Linked DNA regions of Homo sapiens: region 2 is linked to region 1. A link is an interaction called in ENCODE POLR2A ChIA-PET data of the cell type or tissue named here. Cell type or tissue: OCI-LY7. All regions are shown on one strand.

Region 1 (8,000 bases):
TTCATCTTACAATACAGGAACTGTGTTAAGATACAAAATAACAGATGGTGCTAGAGAACCAGTGGTAGATCATTCAAAATAACTAGTTCTGATTTTTAAAAAATCAGGAGCTCGCCTGTAGTCCCAGCTACTTGGAAGGCTGAGGGAGAGGACTGTTTGAGCCTTAGAGTTTGTTTCCAGTGTGGGCAACACCACAGGACCTTGTCTCTTAAAAAACAACAACAACAACAAAACAACAACAAAACTCTGATGCCTTTCTGTTTCCTCCATTAACTATTAAATACATCCCTATGTGCAGTGCTGGAATCTTCAGTTTGGCACACAAAATAGAACACTCATCCACAAGTCTGTAAGAACAAGGAATACTGATTCTCTTAATCTGCCACTATTGACTCTAGATTGTTATCTTAAACTCACTTGGGGTTACCAAATAGTCCACACCTGCCTTTACTGTGGAACGACTATTTGGTCAAAGAAAAATGCTCAGGAATTCAATGAAGCCACAAATTATCAACATGAGTTATCTGTTCATAAACAATGACTTAGGAAGAATTTATAACGTTGTGGGGCATAGTCATCATGTCACCTTGTCACACCATGCACAGCAAATCCAGGAACAGCAGGCACGAAAACACCAGGTAGATGAGTATTCGAGTATAGGTTTGAATAGCATCCCTACAACTAGAGTTTGGGGTGTGTGTGTGTACGTACAGTTTTAGGGAGAGGAGAGGCAACAAGGGTGTTCTACCACTGAGCTCTTTCACTTTTATAGAATGATGCTTTAAAAGGAATCGAAGGACACTATGATAAGGATGACTTGAGTGGATGTAACCTGTGAGCCTCACATAACAAACCTGGAATACTGGCTCTTGGGTTCTAGCTCAAGCATCACACTTACGAAAAAGAAATGTCTAGACTCAGACAGAAATAAAAACAAATCTATAAAGAATATCATGTAGTCTATTCAAAATTATGCATGGCAAGAGAAACATTAAATCTCCAGATATTACATCAGATATATATTATACCCAAAATTAAATTCCTTGTAAACAAATCCATTTACATTGAACTCATCATTATATATTTGAGTATATATTTGTAAATTGAACCCGTCATTATGTATTTGAGGTATGTATTTGTAAATTGAAGCTGTCATTATGTATTTGTGACACCTAGATTAACACATGACACCATGTATAAGAACACAGTGCCATCTACGTCTATGCCTCCTTAGATGGTGCTTTATTCGAATCAGAAAATTAAACAGCATGAGTCATCTTAATGTTAACCCTAGTTCAAAAGCAAATGTCACAAGTTTAAAAACCTCGACTAATTCAAACACCCAATTTCAACCAATATTTTACTTTTCCATCAGGGTTTTACCAAAATTATTAATGAAAAGCAAAATGAACATATAAGAGTTTTCTTTCTTTCCCCTATATTATCATTTGGGAACATTAAAAAGAAGGGTAGAGAAACAGAAGCCTAGAAAATTTACAAACTAGATAATACTATATAATCATACTAAATGTGTATATACTATTAAAAATACACAAAAATACACACCCCCTAAAATATCTCAGGTATAACAAGGGACACTGTGCTCCCCTATAAAAGATACTCCTATGGTATTTTCAAATGTGTTTTCTCAAAATAATTAATCTAGAACCTCTTATTCCCAAACCCAAGCCTCTGTACTGTCCAAGACAAACAAAAACCAACACAATGTTCTACTCTGTAATTTGAAACACATCTTCTCCTTCTGATGTCCTTCCAGTGCTTTTCTAAGGTAGTCATCTGAGCAGCTAAGCAGGTACTCCCGACATCTGAAGAGCTTTCAGTCTATTATAGCCTCATTACAGCTGACTCTTGAAAAACATAGGTTTGAACTGCATGAGTCCACTTACACAGGATTTTGTTCTGCCTCTGCCACCTGAGACAGTAAGACAAACCCCTCCTCATTCTCTTCCTCCTCAGCATACTTCCATGTGAAGAGATGAGGATGAAGACCTTTATGATGATCTACTTCCACTTACTGCATAGTAAATATATTTTCTCTTTCTGGTTTTCATAATATTTTCTTTTCTCCAGCTTACTTTATTGTAAGAATACAGTATATAACACATATAACACACAAGATACGTGCTAATCAACTGTTTATGTTATTAGTAAGGCTTTGGTCAACAGTAAGGTATTTAGTAGTTAAGTATTTGGAGAGTCAATTTTTTTTTTTTTTTTAGAAGGAGTCTCACTCTGTCACCCAGGCTGGAGTGCAGTGGTGTGATCTCAGCTCACTGCAACCTCCACCTCCCAGGTTCAAGTGATTCTCATACCTCAGCCTCCTGAGTAGCTGGGACTACAGGCATGTGCCACCACACCCAGCTGATTTTTGTATTTTTAGTAGAGATGCGGTTTCACCATGTTGGCCGCGCTGGTCTTGAACTCCTGACCTCAAGTGATCCGCCCACCTCAGCCTCCCAAAGTGCTGGGATTACAGCACTTTTGAGCCACTGTGCTTGGCCCAAGTCAAATGTTATATGTGATTTTTGACTGGGGGTGGGGGCGGTGGGGAGCGTGGGTGCCCCAAATTGTTCGAGTCAACTGTATTTGAAAAACCTAATACTTTAAAAAAATTCATTCTAATTACACTGCTAAGGAGACGCTGGATAAATTTAGCTGTCACTAAATAGTAAGATTTATAGACTTGTTTTATTTCTGCTTCCCTGACAACTACTTTTTTTTTTTTTTAACCTAACTAGGCAGGGGATGATAATCAGTAGCTGTTGCTGTGCTATAATTGAAGACCAAATACCTTAGTTGCTTCAAGAACTCCACATCAGAGTTGCTGTTAATGAGCTTGATGAAGTCCTCGTAAGAGGGGGCATAGGTGTAGGCTCTCTTGTGATGCTCATTCATTTGCTCTCTGTACGCCAGCTGGGCAAGCAGCATTTGGTTAATGTAATCTGGATTACTCAGTAACTCCACTACCGGCTTCAAGACTACAGGAAGAAGAAGAAATAGCCACTGAGAAAGGTATTCTTCTTTAAGGGAACTGTTTATGTATCACATAACTGAGACTACATTTGGGAAACATTTTTCAAGTAGTCAAACAGGGGAATATCTATATAATACAATAAACAATTCAAAAATGTACACACATGCACACATACAGCTGCCTATCCCTCCAAATATGTTATCATCCATGGCTATAATCAAGTTGTCATTTTAATAAATAAGTGAAATGTAAAAGAATCATGAAGGGAAGTCATTTGGAACTCAAGTTGCTAACAAATCTATCAAAATTAAGGCCGGGCGTGGTGGCTCACACCTGTAATCCCAGCACTTTGGGAGGCTGAGACAGGTGGATCACTTGAGGTCAGGAGTTTGAGACCAGCCTGGCTAACATGGTGAAACCCCAATCTCTACCAAAAACACAAAAATTAGCCATGCATGGTGGCACATGTCTGTAATCCTAGCTACTCGGGAGACTGAGGCAGGAGAATTGCTTGAACCCGGGAGGCAGAGGTTGCAGTGAGCCGAGATCTCGCCACTGCACTCCAGCCTTGGCGACAGAGTGAGACTCCATCTCAAAAAACAAAAAACCACAAAATTACAACAACCAAAAAAACACTGATTTTTTTCTTTTACTTATTTTATAAGGCTCAATACGTTTTGACAAGCTTAGTCTGCCAAAGGATGAAAGTCAACATTCTCCCCAACTGGTTAAAACAGACCTCAGAGAGGAAGTTAAAAAGTCAATGACACTATTACAAAGCCATCCTTGTAACTTGAGATTAGAAACTTCCTCTCTTCTCTGTGGTTGGTTATAATAGCTGATGGGCACAGCTGGCTTATCCTGAGATAGTAAATGAGATAATCACTGCATCTCAAATGCAATGCTATTTGTCTGAGACTGAGATAGGGAAAGTTTCTCTTATCCTGACTAAGCATTTCCCTGGATATAGTTAACTTTTTTCTAGTAATCACATTATATTGTGGTACAGTTCCTTTTTACATATTCCAAGTTCACAAAATTATGTACAGTCATGCGCCACATAATGACATTTTGGTCAACAACAGACTGACTATATGACAGTGGCCCCCATAAGATTATAATGAAGCTGAAAATTTTCTACCATTTAATGAGGTCAAGCTAGTGTAAAGAAACCTATTGCACTGTCAATAGTATAAAAATACAGCACATACAATTATGTACAGTGCATACTTGATAATGATGATAAATGTTATTACAAAAGAGTCAAAAAGTTTAAAAAAATTAAAAGTTCATAAAGTAAAAAAAGTTATAGTAAGCTAAGGTTAATTTATTGAAGAAAATAAAATTTTAAATAAATGTAGTGTAGCCTAAGCGTACACTGTTTATGAAGTCTGCAGTGGTGCACAGTCATGTCCTAGGCCTTCACAGTCACTCCCCACTCACTCAGAGCAACATCCAGTCCTGCAAGCTCCATTCATGGTAAGTGTCCTATATAGGTGTACTGTTGTTTATCTTTTATACCATATTTTTACTGTACCTTTTCTATACTTAGATACACAAATATCATTGTGTTACTATTGCCTACAGTATTCAGTACAGTAATATGGTATAAGGTTTATAGTCTAGGAGCAATAGGTTACACCATATTGCCCACATGTGTAGTGGGCTATCCCATGTAGGTGTGTAAGTACACTCTATGATATTTGCACAATGACATTGTCTAATGACACATTTCTTCGGACACATCCCTGTTGTTAAGCAATGCATTACTGTATACGCATTATCAACAAATCATATAGCAAAGATATTTTAAGTAAATATGCTAATCAGAATTTGACTGTGGTCAGGGATGGTTGCTCACACCTGTAATCTCAGCACTTTGGGAGGCCTAAGTGGGAGGATCACTTGAACCCAGGAGTTCAAGACTTGCCTGGGCAACATAGTAAGACCCCCATCTCTATTTAAAGAAAAAAAAAAGAATTTGAACACACACACACACGTAATATATAAACATACATACTATGGATATTATATAGATATTATACACACATACACATACTTTCATTAATGTATATATTATTGGCCTAGATAACTCAAAAGCTATCCCAAATGAATGCTTCCCTGTGAAGAGCATAAAAACTTGTTTTCTATGTCAAAACATGCAACTTAATGGACTGTGCATTTGGCGATATGTCATATTAAAAATTTAAGTTTATCCTGAATGGCCAAATAGTTTTAGAGACATATAAACAAGATTTTGAAAATACTTCAAATCCCATATGTTCAACAGTAAACAAGGTCTGCATGTAGCACATTAGTTTGCACACTTATTGAATTAGTGAAATCAACTGTATAAGTCTACCTTTTGTTGTGAGAATTTCTGCAAGCATTATACGTAAGCTGAGAGACTGCACATCCTTTGAGGGGAGGAGACAAAACACCAGAACCCGAGAACACGTTTGTAGAAATCTTACTTCATCATCTGAGTTCCTCAAGCATGCGTGCAACACAAAAGGTCTTGGCTGTTCTTCATGTCTAAATAAAGAGAGTGAAAAAGAAGGAAAGAAGTTTCTAGAAACAATTCAATTATGTACTATTAGGTAAAAAATATTTCAAATGAGAAACACATTGGTTATAGTAACTGCCATCTCCTAAATAATCAAATTTCCTCAACCATCAACTCATCTGGAAAACTTTTGCTAGAATAAATGCAAATGCATGGCCTTTTTTGGATTTCAAATGAAATCATAACAACGAACTTCAGTAGCATCAAAGGGTCTATATAACTCCAAAATCACAGCAACAATCTAAAAAGGTACGAGTATTTATTTAGTAATTTTTAAGTCTTCTAGATGTTTTCTTAAATATGACCTGCAGCTTCATTTTTCAAAAAAACCTAACAAAGCATAAACCAGGGTTGCCAGCCTGCTTTCTGACTGGGAGATAATAGGATAAAAAGTCTACAGGTATTTCTAGTGAGCTAGAGGGTCTATAAACTCGACGTTATCTAATTTGATGGCAAATTGCCTTCTGTGAGGCTCCAAAGTATTTTTCAACCAGTCTTGACAACCTTGGTTGTGCACTTCCCTGTACTGACTCCATCCCAGGAACATTAATTTGGAGGATCTGAGTGAAGAGGACTGGAAAACAGAACTTTCTATACTTCCCTTCCCATAGTATCTTGATAGTGATTCAAGAAAGCCTGGGATGCTGCGTTTTCTAATATGTTCTAGATGAGGAGGCAAAGTATAAGAGATTTTTACAGTAACTAGTAGCTAACAATGAGAAAAAACATGAAGCAGAGGGAGAGAAACATACTAGGTACTGCACAGGAAATGAAACTAGTGCATATTAGTACCTTTAGGACCCATGCCTCTCAGGTGTTAACTGAAATTTATTTTGCACTGGAGACTGAAACTAGTTTCTAGAGTGTATAACGCTAGAAAAGAAAGGTTTCCTCTGTCTTGTACAACCTGAAGGAATTCTATCCTAATGTGTAAAGCCAGCAACATGAAAGGAAATTTTTAGAATAAGCCTTTATGCATATACTGATACGCTGACTTTTTAAAAATGGCATCTTCAATTATTTTAAACTCTAGCTTTGCTGCCAGCTAGGTTGATATTTCAATATAGTAAGATTAAGATGCTACTCCTTTATCATGTCAAGCACTTTTAAAGGTAATTCTTTTTTTAAATATATATTTAGCTAATAAGCACTGGAGGAAGTTGGAAAAAAAAACCACTTTTACAAGAGAAGCTTATTTAAACAATATCAAAATCTCTCTCAAACGGTACACAGTCCCTTCTCCGTTAACAGTGGAAGGCAGATAATAAAGGAGCCTGGTACTCAGACTGCCACAAGTTCCTCTCCCTCCTACAGCTAAGTTAGGGAAAATACTTCTGACTGAGCCAAAGGCCAGAGGGCTGGCCAAAGCAGCTTGATCTATGGAAGAAGGAATGGCAGATCTCTCCCTGGAATCCTTCCACTAACTCCAAGCAGGATATTCCTATGATGTCCTCTAGAAAGTGGACATCAAGTATTGCTTTAAAGCCAAGAAAGCACCACGAGGGGTGGGGCTGCTTCTGTGGCAGGAGGCATCTACTAGCCTTCTGGTGGGTTGTAGCATCAGTCTTTGCAGCATCCTTACTGTGTTCCGTGTGGATCAATCATTTGTTTGCTGTGATTCCTACTACGTACCTCTGGGTTCTCATTCCTTGAGTGAGCAAAAGGACATTAATCTTTTATTTAAAAAGTTTCAAATGTACAATGACTTAATCCTCCCACCTACACCAAAAAGTAGACATCATCACGTGTATTCTATAGATGAGAAAATTAAGATCTGAATGATTATGTGAACTGTCAAAGTCACAGAGGTAATAAAAGGTAGAAGTAACTCTCTCAAGTCCTGTTCTGTTTCAATCTCAAGTCCCAACTCTTTAAATTACACCACAATCAGAAATTACAAAGATGAAAAAGAACATTTCAGAGACAAAGAAGGAAAACACACGAATAAAAACATTCTTTTTTTCCCTCAAACTGTATGCCAGTACTCGACCAGCAAAGAAAACTATGAAATTAAAGATGCTATTGAAATAATAGTATAAAAGCAATCATTTTTAGATTTTCCCAAAACATGCTGGAGCGAGACAGATGGGACAAAGGAAGAGGAAGCAGAGGCAAGAATTAAATGTGATCTGGATTGGCTTAAAGCAGCAATAGAATGATGGCCTAGAAATAAACACAGGCTGACCGGAAAGCTGCCTCCACAAACAATTGCCCAACAGTCAACTAAAGGACGTGTTGTTTTATTAAGGCAATTTATTATTCTTTGTCTGATAGTGGCCAATTCAACTGGGTGCTACCCAGGCTACCAAAGTCATTCTGCAGCCACTAGAGATCTGCACACTACTGGAGATTTCTAGGACAAAGCACTGTTTACCTGGGGCAGGCAGATACAGATATTTGCCATTAAACCTGGACTCACTGTCTGCCGGTCTCATTGTA
Region 2 (8,000 bases), 59 kb before region 1:
ATCCTTCTTCTTAATGAAAACCCTCCCCGGGTCTCTCCTTCCTCTGAAACTCCTTCCTTTGAAACCCCTTCCTTGGAAACCCCTTTTGAGCCTGCAGATGAACCCCCTCCGTATTCTCATTTCCCTGCATCTGCTCCTCGCCTGTTCAAACCTCCAATCTGGTGGCCCCTCCTGCCCCCAAGCCTTCAGTCCCAAATCCTGCTCCTCCTCCTTCTCTACCTGTTACCTGTTCAAAAACTACTCCAACCAGTCAATCCGCCATTCTCCCTCTCCAGGAAGCGCCTGGGGCTAAAGGCACTGCTCGCGTTCATGTCCCTTTCTCCATGTTTGATTTGTCGCAGATCAAATAGCATCTGGGATCTTTTTCTGAAAATCCCTCTCATTATCACAGGGAATTCCTACACATAACCCAATCCTTTAATTTAACTTGGCATGACATTTATATAATTCTAACCTCCACCCTCACCCCTGATAAGAAAGCGCTCAGCTTAATTAAAATGGATATCCAAGCTACGAGTATATTCAAAAGGCCTTTATGTTTTCCTCTTCATAAATCTTGTTTTCCTGAAAAAGGTTTTTTCCTAGTCAACTGAATTACTTTTTTCCACTCTGTCTTGCCACTCTTGGTGCACGTATGAAAGACCCTAAAATGACACCTGGTGGCCTGGGGCTCCTTGGGAAAACAGAAAAAGTGCCACAAATCCCGTTTTGGGAAAAAATCTGTTTTCCTTATGGAACCCCTGGAATTAGAGGTGAATAAGTACCTCTCAAAATCTGTCTTTGTCTTCCAGCTATACTTGTTTATTAGGCCCTGGAAATTGTTTTCCTAGCCCTGTTCTTAAAGGGCCTCACCCAAAGGCCAATAATCCAATTGGGAAATTAGAAAAAAAAAATCTTATAACTACTGGATCTTCTTCTGGTTGCCTGTGTGGCTATACATGTGTTGTGTGCAATGTCTATTAAAAGAACTCTAATTAATTGGCCTAAGAAAAATAAGTGCTTAAATCAAATATTTTTAAGGGAAAAGTAAAAGCTATGGGATCTTTCAGTTCACGAGACTAAAACTTACTGGTACAGTAAGATCAGAAATGTCTTAAGAACTGCCAGCATACATTTTTGTTTGCATTTATCGATCAAGCAATTTCATACTTATCTCTGCCGAATACTATAAAGTGTCAAAATTTGGCATAGAGGCTACAAAATTATAACTCAGCCCAGACAGAATAATCTTTGCTTGTGTAATTTTTTAATAAATGAAACATTAATATTGGTTTAATAAAGTTAACTACATCTTGAACTATTTAATGAAATACCCTAACTTCTAATCTGGTGGCCTTAGGCAGTCTAGTCCACAGACATGAAGGAAGTTTGTTTTGTGAAAGGACTGTTACCATCTTTGTTTCAAAGCTAAACTGTAAACCAAGTTAATAAACAAAAACAGATAAGGCCTGGGGACATGTGAAATTAGCCATACCCCCTAGCTATGCAAAAGATATTAAAGAAAAGATAATTTATATAAAAAATTATCTTATATGGTAAATTCTTGTCCTAAAGTAAATTAACTGGTTGTTTAAAGAGAGGGATGTTTACAACAAATGAGAAAGTTGAGGCATGTCAGAGATTGTCTGTGTAAGTCATGAAAAATTTTATAAAAGGGAATTCATACAACAAATGTTGTACAATTTAAAAGTGATTAAGCCTCCTGAATGCTTTATAAAATGCTACTATAACTCTTAGCTGTACAACCTGCCTGCTTTGCAGCTAGGGAAGGCCCAGGAGACATGGAGTTAAATGCTGGAGTAAGTCAGACCTTATCTGCATTTCTGTCTAGGTCCTAGGCTCTCCACCTAGTACATAATTAAAATCCCAAACTTACCAACAAAAGTAAAGGTTGCTAAAAGTTAACAGTGTAACATGTATTTAAGACTATTGAAAAAACATTTTACGTATACTTTTGGTAAAAAGATTATAAGGAGGCATAAGAATGTGGATTTTTACCTAGATTAAAAGGTTAAAGAATTGTTTTAAGTTGAATAAAATAAAAATGAAGGTTTAAGCAAGTTTTGGAAGGTTAATTGTAAAGGAAATTCCATGTGTAAACATATTGGCTAAAGTTGAAGGGGTATCATCCAGTTTTTCTGTAAATTGAGCATTAAAATAAAAGCACAACAGGTTTTTCTTAAAGCACTAACCTGCTCTTTAACAAAAATTATAAAGGGTTAAAAAGGGTCTATAAAAATCTTAACTTGTGGTCAAACATTAAAATAGGGTAAATGTGTCTACAGGTTTATTAAAAATTGAGTTTAACATTAATAGCACACTAATATAAAAGTAAAATTTGGCTTATTTGGTATAAAATCATATAGGAAGAATTGTCAAATATAAAATGGTGTTCGGCTCTCTTTGGGCTATGTTTGTATAAATAAGTTACTGGTATGTGTTCCAACGTTTTGGGAGACGCCTATAATTCTGATATATCTTAATGTATGTTATCAGTAGTAATTATAATTGTTATGTTAAAATTATTTTGTGCCACACAGGTAACAGATTTCCTTGTCAATTGTGTCTTTAACTATGGCTACCCTAAAACTTTTGGTCATCCATAAACAATTGTTGTCTTGTTTTGGTCCTCTTTAGAAGGTGGTTTTATAATCAGCTATAAAGCTCTAACAGGTGCTCTCAAATGCAGGTTTCTGATAACTTTGGAGATTGTGACATCAGAATAGAGGAAACATGTTCAGGACTCTTGAATAGCTAAAATGTTCATTAATGTCAAGCAGGACAGGAATTAACTGCACGAACTGAACTAACAGGAGACTGGAGTGACCTTTCTGACGTTTTGCTTAAAATATTGCTAATCCTTTGTTTTGCTTTTCAAAGTCAAAGTAACTTTTCTTTTGGGCTACTGACAGTTTTCAACAATTTAGTATACTCCCATGAACAAAATTTGGAGCATACTTGTTTCTCTCTACCTGACTTTCTCCAGAATTTGGAAACCATCTCTGAGTATTCTTAAGTTATGGCAATATAGTTATTTGCATAAGTGCAATAAGAATCTGTTTTCTTTTGTAACAGGACACAACTGGAAAAACTGGTTATTTTTACCCATGCTTCGACTGGAATGGTGTGCCTTCCTTTAAGGAATCAAACTTGACTTATGAAGCCAATAAAGCCCTTGGAAAACTGGCCCCATATTTTGTGTACACAGTCCCTGTACAGGGTTTCTGATCTGTGATGAGTAAAGAATGTCACTTTTTGACAGGCCAGGAACCCCAAGTTATCTTGGAATCTCAAGAGGAGAAAAATCACCCAACTCATAGTTATCTGACAGTACAAATCCATGGCTGGGCTTGGCTTTAAAAAGGTCTTATCTCAGATTCCTTCTGCAGAACAAAGTTTCATCAAAGCCAATTTAAAAGGTCTATTTAATAAATAATTCTTCTTACTGCGCTGTATGCAAATAATTAAACCAATATAATACAGCAAATCAGTCCTACCATGATTTGTCTTTTTTTTTTTTTTTTTTTGAGACGGAGTCTCACATTGTCGCCCAGGCTGGAGTGCAGTGGCACGATCTTGGCTCACTGCAACCTCTGCCTCGCGGGTTCAAGTGATTCTCCTGCCTCAGCCTCCCAAGTAGCTGGGACTACAGGCGCATGCTATCACACCCAGCTAATTTTTTGTATTTTTAGTAGAGACGGGGTTTCACTGTGTTGGCCAGGCTGGTCTCAAACTCCTGACCTCATGATCCACCCACCTCAGCCTCCTAAAGTGCTGGGATTACAGGCGTGAGCCACTGCACCTGGCGATTTGTCTTTTAATAATGGTTACTAACAGAAAATTACACATGGACCTTTCCAAACATGTGCCTCTGCCTCTCATTGGGTGAGGAATGTTGTTTCTATCTCAATCAATTGGGCCTAGTAAGAGACACTGCTGAAAAACTTAAAGAAAGGGCTAAAAAGCTAAGGGAATACCAAAATAACCAAACAGATTCTTGGTTTGGAAACAAAATCATAGCATTGGTGATCCCATTCCTGGGCTCTCTCCTAATAATATGCCTAGGACTAATGTTCTTACCCTGCCTAATTAACCTTTTTCAAAAATTTTTAAATGACAGGATTACAGCTATTTCACAGCAACTACCCAAAAACATCTACAGACGGCATTACTCTTACAGTCAATCCAAGACCAGAAAACTCTCCGTCCCCTCATCAGTAGGAAGTAGCCAGAAGGAACACGCTGCCCCTTGTCCTTTTTAAGGGTCTGGATTGACAGAGCAGGAGCATCGCCATCCTGGACAAGCACCGCCATTCTAAAGATCCCCTTGATCAAAAACCACCTAAATCCAAAGGGCATCAGCCTAATAGCTGAAGTCAGTAAGACCATAAACCACAAATGACATCTCCAACTAGAAACGTTCCAACCCTAAGATAAATCCCTCCCCGACCAGAGACAAGCCAGCCCCGAGATAACCTCCCCTCCAGCCAGAGAGATGTGAGCCCCAAGATAACCTCCCCTCTGATCGGAGACATTCCAACCTTGCAATAAACTTCTCCTCCACACAGAAACATTCCAAGCCTGTGATAAGCTCTCTCACCCTAAAACCAATAAATACTCTTTAGTCTGTAAGAGAGAGTGCTCCTGACTGAAATCGGCCAGAAGCCCCTCTCAGGTTTATTCTCCAAAATAAACCTGTCTTTCGTGTTTCTTTCCTCTTTATTTAACTCTTACATTAGGAAGTTTTCTTTTGGAGCATTTTAATTTCTTCTGCCTTCTTTAAACTCCAAAATATTTCCTTTAACTTCTCCCACATTCCCTACCTCTCCTCATTTTTTCCCCATCCCTTCTCTCTTCCAGGGCTATATAGTTCTACTGATTTTCTTAGCTGGTCTAACCCATAAATGTCCCACCCTACAGACTTTCTGCCCTCACTTTTCAGGAGTCAGACCAGAGGTGTATCTAAAACAGACAGAGGGCAGGAGGTCTCTGACTCAATGCCAGCATGAGGGAAGATGTATGTCAGAGGATAAAAGGGGAAGAAAGAAATACATACAACCAGAGACAAGGTTATTGATGCTTACTTTTTATTCTATTTAAGGTCTTGTATATTAAACGATGCTACTTTTATTCTATTTAAGGTCCTGTATATTAAAAGATGAAGATGTGCATCAAATTTGGCTCACACAATATGCACCCACTTAAACATATTTAAAAGCTTATCCAATAAAAAGGAGCAGAAAGTTAAATGTGACTCACCATCTCATCCTTGTTGGAAATCATCTGTGAGGCATGTTTTTCTTCCTCTTTTATCAACAATTTCTCATACAGGTCACTGACAATAAATGAAGGGTAATACCTATCCTTTAGGGTCTCATAAACATCTTCCTGGATTTTGTAGAATACTTCAATACCTTTATTTCCTACAAGACACTGCTGAATTTCTTTGTAAAGTGATTTTTCCACAGATATTTCTTTGCTCTCCACAAAGAAATTCTGATAAATTTCACCAACTAATTGTGGAATTTCATTCTGAAAAGACAGGAAGATAAGGAAAAGTAAGACATATCATCTCTGAGAGAAATTATTTTTCTCTGAATTATTTGCATTTGAAAGTCAGAAGAAAGACATTTAAGATGCACCCTGGTATGTAGAATTTTGTGTCCATATTCAGGGTCAAGGAGCAAATGTCAGATCCTAAAAAAAAAAAAACTAATTCTTTAAATGAACATGTTGAACAGTTAACACCTGCAATTTATTTTAAACACTGGAGGGGGCAAAAACAGAATAAGAACAGTTCTCTTCCTGCAATAGATTCCTTTTCATAAATCTCAATTCCACAAGAAGAAAATGTATTAGCTAATGTCAATTTAACTTTTTACCTAATATAAGTAACTAGAAGTGCCATTTCTCATCCCAGAAAGAAGTCAATATAATAATTGTGTAACTCAGAAAAACGAGAAAAACACTCTTCAGAATGACTACTTCAGAATGATTATGTCCTAGTCAAGCTTATATTAGACAGCTTTGTCTTCAGCAATGAGCCTGTGTCATCACCAGCCTACTTCAGAAATGCAAAACATCTCTTTGGATTAACATAATCTTTACAGTTCCTCTAGAGGCATTACATTAACTCTAGAAATGTTACGCAGTTTTCAACAATAGTAAAGAGCAAAGGCATACAACTTAATGAACATAACTAATTTAACATACATCCCAGAATGTTAACATCCAAATCAATGTTGCTAGATCAAAATAAGGCTATTTCGAGGAAGCTAGCTGCTCTTACTCCATTGAAATATTTCAAATTCTCTTCCATAGTTTAGGAAAACCTTTTTAGATTGCTCTTTACAATATTCCTTTGAGAACAACCAGAAGTTATGTGGAGTCAAAACTGGTGAATAAAATGAGTAATAGAGTTAGCAACTACAATATTGGATAAAATTAGGTAATTTGGGGCTTGTAAATTAACAATAAAAGATTTAAAGACACTATAGGACTGGATTTAGTTCCTTAACAAATATAGTTTGTGACTTACAATATATTTGGCAGTCTATTCTGGCAACATTCATATGAAAATGAGTAATTCAGTGTACAATATGCTCTTGGTGCTTCCCCCCCACCTTCCCCAAGACCAAATCTTGCTGTCGCCCAGGCTGGAGTGTAGTGGCGTGATCTCGGCTTACTGCAACCTCCACCTTCCCAGGTTCAAGCAATTCTCTTGCCTCAGCCTCCCAAGTAGCTGGGATTACAGGCCCACATCACCACGCCTGGCTAATTTTTGTATTTTTAGTAGAGACAGGGTTTCACCATGTCGGCCAGGCTGGTCTTGAACTCCTGACCTTGTGAACTGTCCACCTTGGCCTCCCAAAGTGCTGGGATTACAGGCGTGAGCCACCGCATCCAGCCTCTTGGTACTTATTTTAATAAACCTCTTACAATAGTATATACTGATCACATATGTCACATGTTATAGATATTATTGTGTACATTTACAGACATATACATACATATACGGTTGCCCCTCGGGATCTATGGAAGATTGGTTCTAAGATCTCCTGAAGATACCAAAATCCGAGGACATTCAAGTCCCTGATATAAAATGGTGCAGCGTTTTTGCGTGTAACTATGTACATTCTCTCATATATTTTAAATCCTCTCTAGATTACTTATACCTAATACAACGTAAATGCTCCGTAAATGGCTGATTTTGTATTTTTAGGAAATAATGACAAGGAAAAAGGTCTGTACATGTTCAGTACAGATGCAGTTTTTTTCCCCCCAAATATTTTCAGTCCATGGTTGGTTGAATCTACAGATATAGAACCCACAGATAAGGAAGGCTGACTGTATACATAAAGACTGTGTACACTTAATTCTTAAATATTTATTGCCAAATGCAAAGCATGATGCTGATTATTGGGATCTTCACTGTAAGATGTATGTGTACCCCAAAATAATTTTATTTTCCTTTATTCATATTTAAATTGAAATAAAAGCTGGCTGCGGTGGCTCATGACTGTAATCCCAGTACTTTGGGAGGCCCACGTGGACAGATCACCTGAGGTCAGGAGTTCGCGACCAGTCTGGCCAACACGGTAAAACCCCGTCTCTACTAAAAATACAAAAATTAGCTGGGTGTGGTAGCACACACCTGTAATCCCAGCTACTCGGGAGTGTGAGGGAGGAGAACCGCTTGAACCTGGGAGGCTGAGGTTGCAGTGAGCCGAGATCGCCCCACTGCACTCCAGCCTGGGTAAAAGAGTAAGGCTCCGTCTCAAAAAAAAAAAAAAAAAATTGAAATGAAAGGCAAAGTATAAAACATGCACATTATGATATTATAAATGGCAAGATTATGAGACTGAAGTGTAGGTGAGGGGGCCAAATTCATTATAATAGTAATGTGGATATGTATATGTCTTTTTACAATGTGTAAAAAAAATACCCAAAACTAAATTCAATCTCTTGGTACATTTATAAAACCTTTTTTCCCTTGACTA

Evidence for each region. ChIA-PET counts read pairs that join two places held together with the same protein. Peaks named below come from ENCODE experiments on the same cell type or tissue, not always from the same donor. Only the 100,000 strongest peaks of a DNase experiment are listed, where the experiment ranks them.
Region 2: POLR2A ChIA-PET joins it to region 1 with 6 read pairs; 3 of 35 experiments call an interaction of 5 or more read pairs at or near these places.

The regions. Positions count from the first base shown.
Region 1 is chr4:185,261,968-185,269,967 of GRCh38, reverse strand. SNX25 (sorting nexin 25) reads right to left here. Exons shown (of 19, transcript NM_001378034.2): 4 at 5,358-5,530; 5 at 2,813-2,999. Among named protein-coding and RNA genes, the nearest start is that of SNX25, 56 kb to the right of the region's middle. RefSeq lists an enhancer at 3,589-4,090. In OCI-LY7, no CTCF peak of the experiment used is centred here; DNase peaks (open chromatin) are centred at 3,777 and 6,357; H3K4me3 peaks cover 2,612 bases; H3K27ac peaks cover 4,521 bases.
Region 2 is chr4:185,321,060-185,329,059 of GRCh38, reverse strand. It overlaps SNX25 (sorting nexin 25), which reads right to left. Exons shown (of 19, transcript NM_001378034.2): 9 at 5,260-5,532. It overlaps LOC124900827 (a long non-coding RNA gene), which reads left to right. Exons shown (of 3, transcript XR_007058416.1): 3 at 4,121-4,209. Among named protein-coding and RNA genes, the nearest start is that of LRP2BP, 71 kb to the left of the region's middle. In OCI-LY7, no CTCF peak of the experiment used is centred here; no DNase peak of the experiment used is centred here.